Linked DNA regions of Homo sapiens: regions 2, 3 and 4 are each linked to region 1. Evidence: chromatin contacts called from ENCODE Hi-C or POLR2A ChIA-PET data. All regions are on one chromosome and are shown on one strand. The core of a region is the stretch at or near the end of the contact, and the rest is flanking DNA. Distances in the headings are between cores, read along the strand shown.

The links. Hi-C counts contacts between places; a loop is a spot of excess contacts on that map. ChIA-PET counts read pairs that join two places held with the same protein, here RNA polymerase II (POLR2A). Pooled maps may share reads with other maps.
Region 2: a map with no recorded cell type shows a loop between it and region 1 (12-fold over the local background). The contact joins the promoter of RNASE6 here to the enhancer-like site in region 1. A Hi-C loop is called at or near these places in 2 of 37 single-sample maps with no recorded cell type and 6 of 50 pooled maps.
Region 3: a pooled map shows a loop between it and region 1 (6-fold over the local background). The contact joins two enhancer-like sites. A Hi-C loop is called at or near these places in 1 of 37 single-sample maps with no recorded cell type and 3 of 50 pooled maps. POLR2A ChIA-PET finds 5 or more read pairs at or near these places in 1 of 52 experiments (GM10248).
Region 4: a loop to region 1 is called in a map with no recorded cell type, with 6 times the contacts of the local background. The contact joins the promoter of TMEM253 here to the enhancer-like site in region 1. A Hi-C loop is called at or near these places in 2 of 37 single-sample maps with no recorded cell type and 5 of 50 pooled maps.

The regions. Positions count from the first base shown.
Region 1 is chr14:24,672,312-24,675,011 of GRCh38, forward strand. No RefSeq gene overlaps it. Among named protein-coding and RNA genes, the nearest start is that of GZMB, 39 kb to the left of the region's middle. RefSeq lists enhancers at 730-779, 1,019-2,218, 1,110-1,159, 2,480-2,529. Within about 2 kb of position 1,365, at least 9 of the 41 ENCODE cell types and tissues checked have a DNase peak (open chromatin) inside an H3K27ac peak, as active enhancers do.
Region 2 is chr14:20,779,909-20,782,608 of GRCh38, forward strand. It overlaps RNASE6 (ribonuclease A family member 6), which reads left to right and starts at 1,360. Exons shown (of 2, transcript NM_005615.5): 1 at 1,360-1,430; 2 at 1,787-2,559. The coding sequence starts at 1,792. The coding sequence ends at 2,244. The region is part of intron 1 of LOC107984671 (a long non-coding RNA gene); the gene reads right to left. RefSeq lists an enhancer at 2,435-2,504.
Region 3 is chr14:20,490,348-20,493,047 of GRCh38, forward strand. No RefSeq gene overlaps it. Among named protein-coding and RNA genes, the nearest start is that of RNASE10, 14 kb to the right of the region's middle. RefSeq lists an enhancer at 1,324-1,423. Within about 2 kb of position 1,409, at least 2 of the 41 ENCODE cell types and tissues checked have a DNase peak (open chromatin) inside an H3K27ac peak, as active enhancers do.
Region 4 is chr14:21,099,616-21,102,315 of GRCh38, forward strand. TMEM253 (transmembrane protein 253) reads left to right here and starts at 1,451. Exons shown (of 7, transcript NM_001395467.1): 1 at 1,451-1,569; 2 at 1,693-1,836; 3 at 2,250-2,360; 4 at 2,449-2,505. The coding sequence starts at 1,729. It also overlaps a transcript of ZNF219 not described here.

The DNA of each region.
Region 1 (2,700 bases), core at 115-2,614:
TCTAGAGTATAAGTAAATTTAAAAGTCCCATGTCATTTACCTCTTATCCTTTTTTAAAAAGCAAAACAAAACAACTTTTATTGTTTTCTTTAAACACACATAAACTAAATGTTTATTTTGGAAATTTACAAATTGGACTCAACACGTAAAAAAGTAAAAAGAGTAAAATAAAAATCTTCTATAAACACACCACTAACCATGGTTAGTATTTTGGCATTATTTTTTCAGTCTTTACCTATATACCTATATATCATCTCTCTAGTCACACTACTTTTTAAAAATGAGATTATATTATACATTCTTTTTTCATAACATACTATTTTCATCTAACAATATATCATGATCATTTTACCTCATAATTAACTATGCTGCCATGGTTGTAAATTTTTAAACTTTGATTTGCATTATCACTGGAGTTACCTATTAAAATAAAGATTCCAAGTCTACTCCCAGTGCTTCTGACTCCGTCATTGGGATCCACATCCAGAAATCTGTATTTTTTACAGGCTTCTGAGCGATTCTAATATGGGCCATCTTGGGCTCTTTGAGATTACTTCCACACTACTAATTTCAACTATTGCTGAATTTTTCATTGTGTGGATACAGCACTATTTATTCAACCAGTTACTTATTTGGGGTCATTTAGATTATTGGTATTTTTCATTATTTTATTCATCTGCTGAAAAAATCCTTATTCCTACAACTTTGCTGTCATCCATGACTGAGCATTTGTTGCTTATACCCAAACTGTGTGGTATGTTACAGTGATGGGGCTTGGTGAGTGCTCTTCTCATCATTGAATGGGGATTGAGATGCAGATGCTGGAGAAAGCCTCTCAAAAAGCCACATCAGGCCCTGAAATGTGATTGAGAGGACTTAGGGTTTCACAGGAGAAGTGGAAAGGGGAAGCAGCTCAGTGTGTGAGGAAGTGAGATTCAAATTCCGTGTGCTTGAACCTGGAAGCCAAAAGAGCTTATACACCTGGGGCCCAGCCAGCAGTCGCTTATTTCTCTAGAAACTAAGAGAGGGACTAAAATACTCCCTTTTGTTGAAAATTTCAAAGTGGGGGCATCAGCCTTGGGTCAAAAAGAAGGAATAATGGGAGGAGAGAGAGCAGAATGAGACAGCACAGCTTTCTGTCCCAGCACAGCTCATGAAAGAGAGGCCATGCAAAATGAAAGCATTCTTTGCACTAAAAATTTCTGAGAGACACCAAGGCACAAATAGAGTTGCTTTGGTGTTGAAATGTCAAAAGAGGTGTAGCCACCATTTAGGGATGTGACACATTGAGGTTTGGATGCTTTAAAGAACTTCAAAGAAAACGCAGCATCTTTTTGGGTCTTGATGGCCGGTGCCCTTTCAAAGAACATTAGAGAAGATGATGGCTCAGTGGTGTCACCACAGATAGTGCTGAAGTGCTTTGATGTAGCTTTGCGGGCTGTATCAGTCTCAGCAGGAAGAAGGATGAGTCAATGTCGAAGAAAGGAAAACCTAGTTCCGGGGACTGGCCAAGGACTTGCGTGTGAGAACTTGCGATGCATCTCCTTTGAGGGACTTTCAGGAATTATGTGGAAGGAGGGAAAAGGTGAGGATGTGAGTAGTGTACCTGGAATCCCAAAATTCTACATTAGGAATGGAGACAAAAGGCAGAAAAATTCAGGTCACTCATGGACCAGAGCTACAAGGGAAGTGCCCACCTAAGAAGTTGTAGAGGGCGGTGTGTGCTGGAAAGGATTGCTCATGTCCATGTGGGGTGTGTGATTACAGGAGTGGGTGAGGGAAAGGGTATCCTCTGAATCATTTATCAGAAGCCCCTCAGGGGCGACCAGAACCCCTAGGTTATTTCTTAGCAAACTCAGCCTCTTTTCTCATTTTGAGGTGGGTGAGGAAAACTAATTTTCCTCTCCGCCCCCATTTCTCCTGCTCCCCACCCTAAGCTCACTGAGAGTGAATGTTTGCCCCTGAAATAGAATCAGTTCTAAGAAAACTCCCTCGACATCCTGCTCCATGTCAAAATAAAATATGACTGTGGGTGGGGGAATGGAAAGAGGGGTGGTCGGGGGCTGAGGTCATTGCTGAGGATGGGCTGTCCTTGTGCAAAAGGAGCTTATGGAGTGGCCCCATGGAAGAAGCAGGTACATGCTGTAAGTAAAGCACAAAATCTCTAGGTGTCTGGGTTGGTCCCAGCAAAAGCCTAAGAGTGCCCAGAACCGGATGTAGCAGCTTCCTGTTTGCTATTTCACACAACTCTGCAAAGAGCAACAAGGTTTTTCAGCCATATCCAGATTACACTTGTCTACTTGAATTTATTAATTAATCTGGGGAGAATTACCATTTTTAAAACTTTGTGTGTTCCCATCTGTAACATTCAGCAATATTTTTGATTCAAGTGAGAGAAACCTGACATAGCAGTGCAAACAGTAACGGTTTCTGTTTCTTATATGACAACCAGTCTGGAGATGAGCAGTCCAGGGCTGCTGAAGTGACTGTGTAATGTTTCTCATCAGTGTCTTGGACTTCTGTATGTATATGTTGATATTCCCCCTTATGCTTATTGCTTCCTTGCCACAAGATGGTTGCAGCTACTCCAGGCATCAAGTCAGATTTGTATCAGGAACAAGGAAGAAGAAAGAGGGTTGATGCCTCACCCAAAAAGCAAAAGAAAAAATAAAATAACAATAAAATAGAAATGATCTCAGA
Region 2 (2,700 bases), core at 110-2,609, 3.9 Mb before region 1:
TGCAATATAAATGGTATTGTGTTTTAAATATCAAATTGCAATTGTTCATTGCTGGTATATAAGAAAGCAACTGACTTTTGTATATTAACCTTGTATCCTGCAACCTTGCTATAAACAGACATTATGTTTATTCTGCAGACATTTGGAGCCATAAAAGCATGGGGCAAGAGTGTTGTACTATTATATCTTGTTCAAAAAAAGACTAATCTGGAAGTAATATGTAGAATGGATTGGAAGGAGAAAAAAACAAGGCAAGGAGTCCATGTGGGAGGCTTTTATGTGAGCCCTCCATAAGACAATGAGTTTCTGAATAAGGGTGTTGCAGTACCAGTGAAAAGGTAAGAACAGATTCAAGAGGCAAATATCCTAAATTCGGCCTTCTTCTTCAGGCTTACAGGTCTTTTCATACACAATTCTGTCTTTGGGAGGCGCTTAACACTCTCTTCACCTAACTTCTAATTATTCCTCAAAATTCAGTTCAGGTGTTGTGCCCTCCAACAATCCTTCCCCTCTACTATCTTCCCGTAGCCTCCTGCAGTGTCCTCCATCACACTGTAAGTGCTATTTATATTAATATAATCTACTTGTCTATATACTTACCTGCCTGTCTCTAATCTCTTTCATTAAATCATGAGCTCCTGGCAGATCACGAGGTCAGGAGATAGAGACCATCCTGGCTAACACAGTGAAACCCCGTCTCTACTAAAAATACAAAAAAATTAGCTGGGCGTGATGGCAGGCACCTGTAGTCCCAGCTACTCGGGAGGCTGAGGCAGGAGAATGGCATGAACCCAGGAGGTGGAGCTTGCAGTGAGCAAAGATCGCACCACTGCACTCCAGCCTGGGCGACAGAGCAAGACTCCGTCTCAAAAAAAAAAAAAAAAAAAACTCATGAGCTCCTGAATTTGTGTAGCCTAGTACCTGGCCCAATAAGTATATGCATAAATGAATAATGTATTCACTTCTGTTGTAGGAACTTACAACATTACCAAGTATGTGGCAGGCATTATATCATATTTATGTGACATATTTTCTCTTAAGAAACAGGAATCATAAAGCTTCAAAAAAAAACACTGAAGCCTCAGATGAGGCAGGAAGCACTCATTCCATATCAGGAAGTGATCAGTTCCTCAAAACTGTGAGTTTTCAGTCATGTTGTTTCTTTAAGTTGGTTTAGCCTTCCTGTATACATGTGATAATGATACTGTTTTAAAGAACAGGTGTGAAAGTCTAAGAGTTTAATCCAGACTCTGCACAAGAAGTTAATCTGCCAAACCCTAGGATTCTCCTTCTGAAAGCTCAGAATATTTCTTCCCCTTCCCTATACACACAGGGCTCGAAGGGTTAGAGAAGAAAGGCAGACAACAGCTTCTGAGCTTTGGACTAATCACAGCCTCTGTTCTCAGCAGGAGCCCCAACACTGAGACCAGGTAAGAAAGAAAGCCTCAGGGCTGGAGCGAGTAGAGCAGTAAAGACGGCTGGGAGGTAGTGGTCAGATAGAGGGTAAATATTTCAGGAGGGAAGAGGGAAGAAACTTTCTGATATGACAGCCATCAAATGCATGAGTACTTGTGAAAGAAAATGGGATATGCCAATCAAAGGAGAGGTCATATTTCTGTTTCCTGGGCTTCAGGTTCTTCATAGAATTGTGAGACTATGTGAGAAAGAAGATTTTAAAGGGAGCTGTAAAATCTTAAAAGGCAAAATAAAAATCTAAATAGTTATGATTAAAAATTTTGCTCTTATTGCTTCTCCTACTATAACTATCTTCTCTCTTTCTACACAGAAAAGATGGTGCTATGCTTTCCTCTTCTTTTACTGCTGCTGGTTCTATGGGGACCAGTGTGTCCACTTCATGCTTGGCCTAAGCGTCTCACCAAGGCTCACTGGTTTGAAATTCAGCATATACAGCCAAGTCCTCTCCAATGCAACAGGGCAATGAGTGGCATCAACAATTATACCCAGCACTGTAAGCATCAAAATACCTTTCTGCATGACTCTTTCCAGAATGTGGCTGCTGTCTGTGATTTGCTCAGCATTGTCTGCAAAAATCGTCGGCACAACTGCCACCAGAGCTCAAAGCCTGTCAACATGACTGACTGCAGACTCACTTCAGGAAAGTATCCCCAGTGCCGCTATAGTGCTGCTGCCCAGTACAAATTCTTCATTGTTGCCTGTGACCCCCCTCAGAAGAGCGATCCCCCCTACAAGTTGGTTCCTGTACACTTAGATAGTATTCTCTAAGGCATCCACTGCATTTCCTTTCATTTGACATAGCTTCTGTTACAATTGCATCCATGTTTTCTTTTCTTTTGTTGATTTTCTTGTTCCCGTAGAAGAAAGAAGAAAGGTGTTTGGAGAATTCGAGTGCCTAGGATGCCAGACCAGAGTTGAGACAAAAAGAAATAAGATTATTTTCTGCTTTGTAGTTCTGTACTTTTCGAGAGAAGGGAATAGGGAAGACAGCAAAGAAAGATTCAGATTTCTAACCCTGCAACTTTTGCCAAGCTTTATTGCCCTGTGTTCACAGCAATAAAACCACTTCCTGCTGCATTCTAATGAGTGTGTGTTTGAGATCCGCTTTCAAAGCATTGTTGACCGGTACTCAGAGGAACACTGTTTTGACTTTAAGTCCCTAGAAAACTTTTGAGGCCTCCCTGGGGCCCCACTTCCTTGCCCACAAGAAAGGACAGCGTTTGG
Region 3 (2,700 bases), core at 159-2,658, 4.2 Mb before region 1:
AGACAATTTGCCTATCAGTCCATTTTTGAATATATTGGCACGCATCTCTAAGAATAAGGACATTCTCTTACATAATAGCATTGCCATTATGAAGATCTTACCTATGAAGATCCACATTAATTCATAAGATCTGCATGTGTGTTACTTATCAGTACGTCTTATAATGGATTCTGAATGCTTTCCCTTTTCTTATTTCTCTAGCTGTCATCTTTGAAGGTAAAACCTCGACTGCATATCTGGCCAGCCAGGCCAGGCCAAAGTACCTGTATACTGGGTGAGGGGATAAGAAAGACTCTCTCAAAGAGCACAGGAACCTGGAAGCCTGTCAGAGGTCACCTCTCACGGAAGCCCAGGACGCTTCCTTCCTGCTGAGCTAATCTTAACTGCTGACCTCCACGCATTGCTCAGGGCTCCCTCCCTCCCTTCTTCCCTATTTCCTTCCTTCCCTTTCCTCTCCTTTCCTGTCTCTTTCACCAAACCTTAACGGACAACTCTTCTGTGCTAACTTCTGTGCCAGTGTATTAGTCCGTTTTCATGTTGCTGATAAAGACATATCAGAGACTGGGAAGAAAAGGTGGTTTAATTTGACTTACAGTTCCACATGGCTGGGGAGGTCTCACAATCATGGCAGAGGGTGAAAGGCACTTCTTACTTGGAGGAGGCAAGAGGGAATGAGGAAGATGCAAAAGTGGAAACCCCTGATAAAACCATCAGATCTCGTGAGACTTATTCACTACCACGACCAAACCATATCAGCCAGTATCTGCCATCCCAAGTGAACTTAGTCTGTGAACTCAAAATAGTGCTGGCCAGGCATGGTGGCTCACGTCTGTAATCCCAGCGCTTTGGGCGGCCAAGGCGGGGGGATCATGAGGTCAGGAGATCGAGACCATCCTGGCTGACATGGCGAAACCCTGTCTCCACTAAAATACAAAAAAATTAGCAGGGCATGGTGGCACATGCCTGTAGTCCCAGCTACTAAGGAGGTTGAGGCAGAAGAATGGAAGAATGGCTTGAACCCAAGAGGCAGAGGTTGCAGTGAGCCGAGATCGCGCCACTGCCCTCCATCCTGGCAACAGAGTGAGACTCTGTCTCAAAAAAAAAAAAAAAAGTTCAGAAAAGGCAGAGTTTCTTCTGGCGAGTCATTCCTTTCTTTGGCTCTGTGACCCGCCCTTTAGGAGCATCGTGCAGATGGACTGGCTTGTCCACCTGGTGGCCCTATCAGGGTATATGGGCTTGGCATGGAAAAAGCCTCTGCTCCTTGGATCACTAATATTACCTTGATCATCATCATTACCTGACCAGAGTACTAGACACAGTTTCATGAAGAGAAAGCAAACCCTTTCATCCTGAAATTTTAACTTAGTTGCTCCTCCCATGGGGTGATTCTTGGTGCAGGGGAGATATCTATTTGCAAATTGAGGGGCATTTGTGTCTACCTTCTTGACTTAGGTGGTTTCTGTTTTGTTTCTCGTTATGGTTGTTGGCTGTCCTTTCAAGATTATTTCTACGCGTCAAAAAGTCTGTGAGCTAATTTTAACATGTCAGGCATCTTACTGGAAACCACACATTTACTCCGAATAAAGCTACAACATGCTAACTAAAACTAAGTTTGTTTGAACTATTCAAACCATTGTGGTCATCTCATTCTTACTAAAAACCTTTTCTGGTAAGTTTCATTTATTTATTTATTTTTATTAGTACAAATGGGAAAATAAAGTGGTGATTCATAGGTATAAATATTATATGGCAAAATTTCTTCAACACTTGAAATTATTAGTACCACCTGAGAATTACATCAGGTCAAATCAGCATTTGGTAAATAGTAGTCACCATTTGTAGAATTAAACCATCCAAACTTCTAATCTATCACCTAGGGCTAAGGACTCACACACTTCAGCTCTGGGGACCAAAATGCTGGCTTCAGGAAGCATAATGATTTTAGCCTCGATACAGTGATGGCATAATCAATCAAGTTGTATCCTGCCTCTTTTCTCTCACCTAAATTTGATTTGTGTGATTATTTATTGCAGACAGTTTTGCAAGCTGACTTTAATCCTATCTTGGAATGAGGTGGAGTATAAAAGAATACAAATCAACAAACATGCTAATGTATTTTAAGAAGGAGATAGGAGAGTTTGGAAATTGGAAAGGGAAATTCTAAATTTTGAGAATTGCTTTCTACTAAACCATCATTGTCCAGGAGTAACACACTAGCTCACTTCTTAATTTCAAGTCAGAAACATTTTCCCAAGCTTATCCTGGCCCGAAGGAACTGTGACGCTGCTGACCACTGATGCTCACCAAGCAATCATCTCTTTGAGGTTTGGTCTCCCACTTGAGTCAGGGAGAGAATGTATGGGGCAGGTTTATTTTCACTGCACATATTTTTCAATGTAGATCTTGTTCATAGTTTTAACTGGGGATTGGTTGGTGTGAGTAACTCGCATGAAACTGAAAAATGCGCTGGACACAGTGGTTCATGCCTGTAATCCCAGCACTTTGGGAGGCTGAGGCAGGCAGATCACCTGAGGTCAGGAGTTCAAGATGACCCTGGCCAAAATGGTGAAACCCCATGTCTACTAAAAATACAAAAATTAGCCAGGTGTGGTGGCGGGTGCCTGTAATCCCAGCTACTTGGGAGGCTGAGGCAGGAGAAGCTTGAACTCGGGAGGTGGTGGTTGCAGTGAGCCGAGATCA
Region 4 (2,700 bases), core at 201-2,700, 3.6 Mb before region 1:
TCTGGCGCAGTCTCCTCTTATCGTCAACAACAAGAAATAATAATAGTGATGATGATCATAGCCACTAACATTGAGCACTTGTGTACCAGGTACTGGGCTAAGCTCTCTTCCATGCTGAAAGCAACCCCTTGAGACTGGTATTATTAACTTCCTTTTATAGATAAGGGAACAGAGAGATTAAGCAACTTGCCAAGGGCACCTAGGTAGATCTGGGATTTGTTTTGATCTATAGAGTATATTTGGGCCCAGCTGGTTCTGCTTCCGACTGTAGAAATGTGTCCCCAGCTTCCTTCTGAATAACACTTTTAGTGTATGGGCATCAGACTTATCGGTGTGACCTCATCAGCACCACTAATAGTTATTAAACACCCACCCTGAATCAACAACTCTTCACAGTCATATTGTTAGCCCCCTTTTATCAGTGAATAAACTGAGGTGCGAATAGGTAGAAAAACATATCTATCAGGACAGACACAGTGGCCCACACCTGTAATCCCAGCAGTTTGGGAGGCCAAGCAGGGAGGATGGCTTGAGCCCAGGAGTTTGAGACCAGCTTAGGCAACATTGTGAGACGACCCTGTCTCTACAAAAAATTTAAAAATTAGCCAGGCATGGTGGCATGTGCCTGTGATCCCAGCTACTTGGGAGACTGAGGCAGGATGATTATTTGTGCCCAGAAGGTGTTGGCTACAGTGAGCCATGATCATGCCACTGCACTCCAGCCTGGGTGACAGTGAGCCCCTGTCTCAATAATATAATAATAATAATAATAATAATGTATCCAAGATCACACAGATGGAGAAGCAGCAGAGCTAAGATTCCAGCTCAGGTCTGTCTGGCTATGAGGCACCTTCTCTCTCAAAAATATTAATTGTTGCAATAGCATCCTTCCCAAGACTCACTATTTGAGGACCATGAGATAGATAGATAGATAGATAGATAATGTCCAGTTGCAGGTTATCATTGAATCAAAAACAATCCCCACCATAAACAGGGTCCCCCCCATCCATTGAGTCAGTGTTCAGTTCAGAGTAAAACCTTCAAGAAAGAAGGAAGGGAGACTGTCCAGAAAGTGAGAGGCAAGAAAGCCCCTGGAATTCAACCTTACCTGGTCTGGGGGCAAAGCTGCAAGTAGTAATGACAGGGGACCAATCCAGACAGAAAGTAGGATCTCTAGGGAAGGGCACATAATTTGAGGAGGAAGCCAAAGAAAGGAGTAAGATCATATGGAAATGAGGGGGAATTGAGGTCCAGAGTGATAGTGTCCATGGGGATGAGGTAAGTGAAACCAGAAAAGGAACCCAGGATGGGCAGAAATGAGGGTAATGAGAAATGGGAACAGAGTGAGGTCGGGCTAGACATCTTGTGGAGTGAACTGAGGCCGGTATCTACCCAGGGCCACTCCCTAGATCCTTAGGCCTTCATAGAAACCTTTGCCCCACCACACCCCATCCCTGACAGCCTTCCTCTGCCAGGACAAGTTTGTCGTCTGCTCTGAGCTATCAAGCCCCTTAGGAGACCTAGGACCCAGCTGGGTCCCATCCCTTTGGAGTAGCTGCTTCAGACTAGGTAGGTGTGAGGACCTGGACCTCAAATCCCTGGATATTGGGAGTGGGCAGAGGTGTAGCTGAAAGATACGTTGTTGCATGTCCTGTCTCCTAATAGACAGAACCTATAACGCATTTTTCCCAGCCTAGGAAGCACCTAATTCTTGTGGGCAAAGGAGCCATGGAAGATAGAGCTGGTGAGCAAGAGCAGGAGAGACACAGCCTTCGTCTGGAAAAGCTACAACACTGGGCAAGGCACAGGCAGAGTGGGCACCTCTTGGTGCTAGCGGTGAGGCCAGGCTACCCCATCCCAGGTCTCAGCATGTCCACTTCTACCCAATTCAATTCCATCCATCCATCCATCCATGTTAAGTGAGCACCTACCATGTGCCAGAAACTGAGCTAGGTTCTGAATGGGAGGAGGGTAGAGGAAAACATAGAAATAAACAAGGCAAGACCCTTAATCTCCCAAGTAGCTTCCATCTTGTGGGGGAAAACATACAGGTAAGTAACTAAACTACAATATGAGGCAGAAAAAATTAAATGATACTTAATTTTTAATGATCACGTCCTTGCTCTGGGTTGACTGCTTTCCTCCACCCTGCATTCAATCCCATTTCCTGATCTCTAAAGAGGTAGGAGTTACGAGAAGGGAGGGAATCCCTGACAGTTCCTCCCCAATTACCCTACCCTTACCCCCAGGTGAGCCAGCTATGGCTGGCAGTGGTTGTGGTGCCCCTTGCTGTCTCAGTCGCCTGCCTGAACTCTGATTGTCACATGGCCACAGCGCTGCCTCTTGGGCCTGGAGCCTCAGTAAGACCCACCACAAGGGAGGGTGGAAGGTCCCAGGGCCCCTTCCTAACGGGACCAGAGCTCAACACTTGCCCTTCTCACCATTCAGGGTCTCCTCACTGGGACTGTCACTCTGGAGCTTCGCAGAGCACCCCGCCTTTGGAAGGTGAGAGGGAAGAAAACGCAGCACTGTCCTCCCACTCCCTAAAACAGACACCTACAACCCTCAGCCTAGGAAGTAAGTGGCTAAGTGTTGACTCATTCTCTCAGCTGTCACCACTGACTGGCCTCAATCACTGAGGAGGAAAGCAAAAAAGTTAAGAGGGCTTATGGCCCTGTTTGGAGGCTGAGAAGCAGAAGC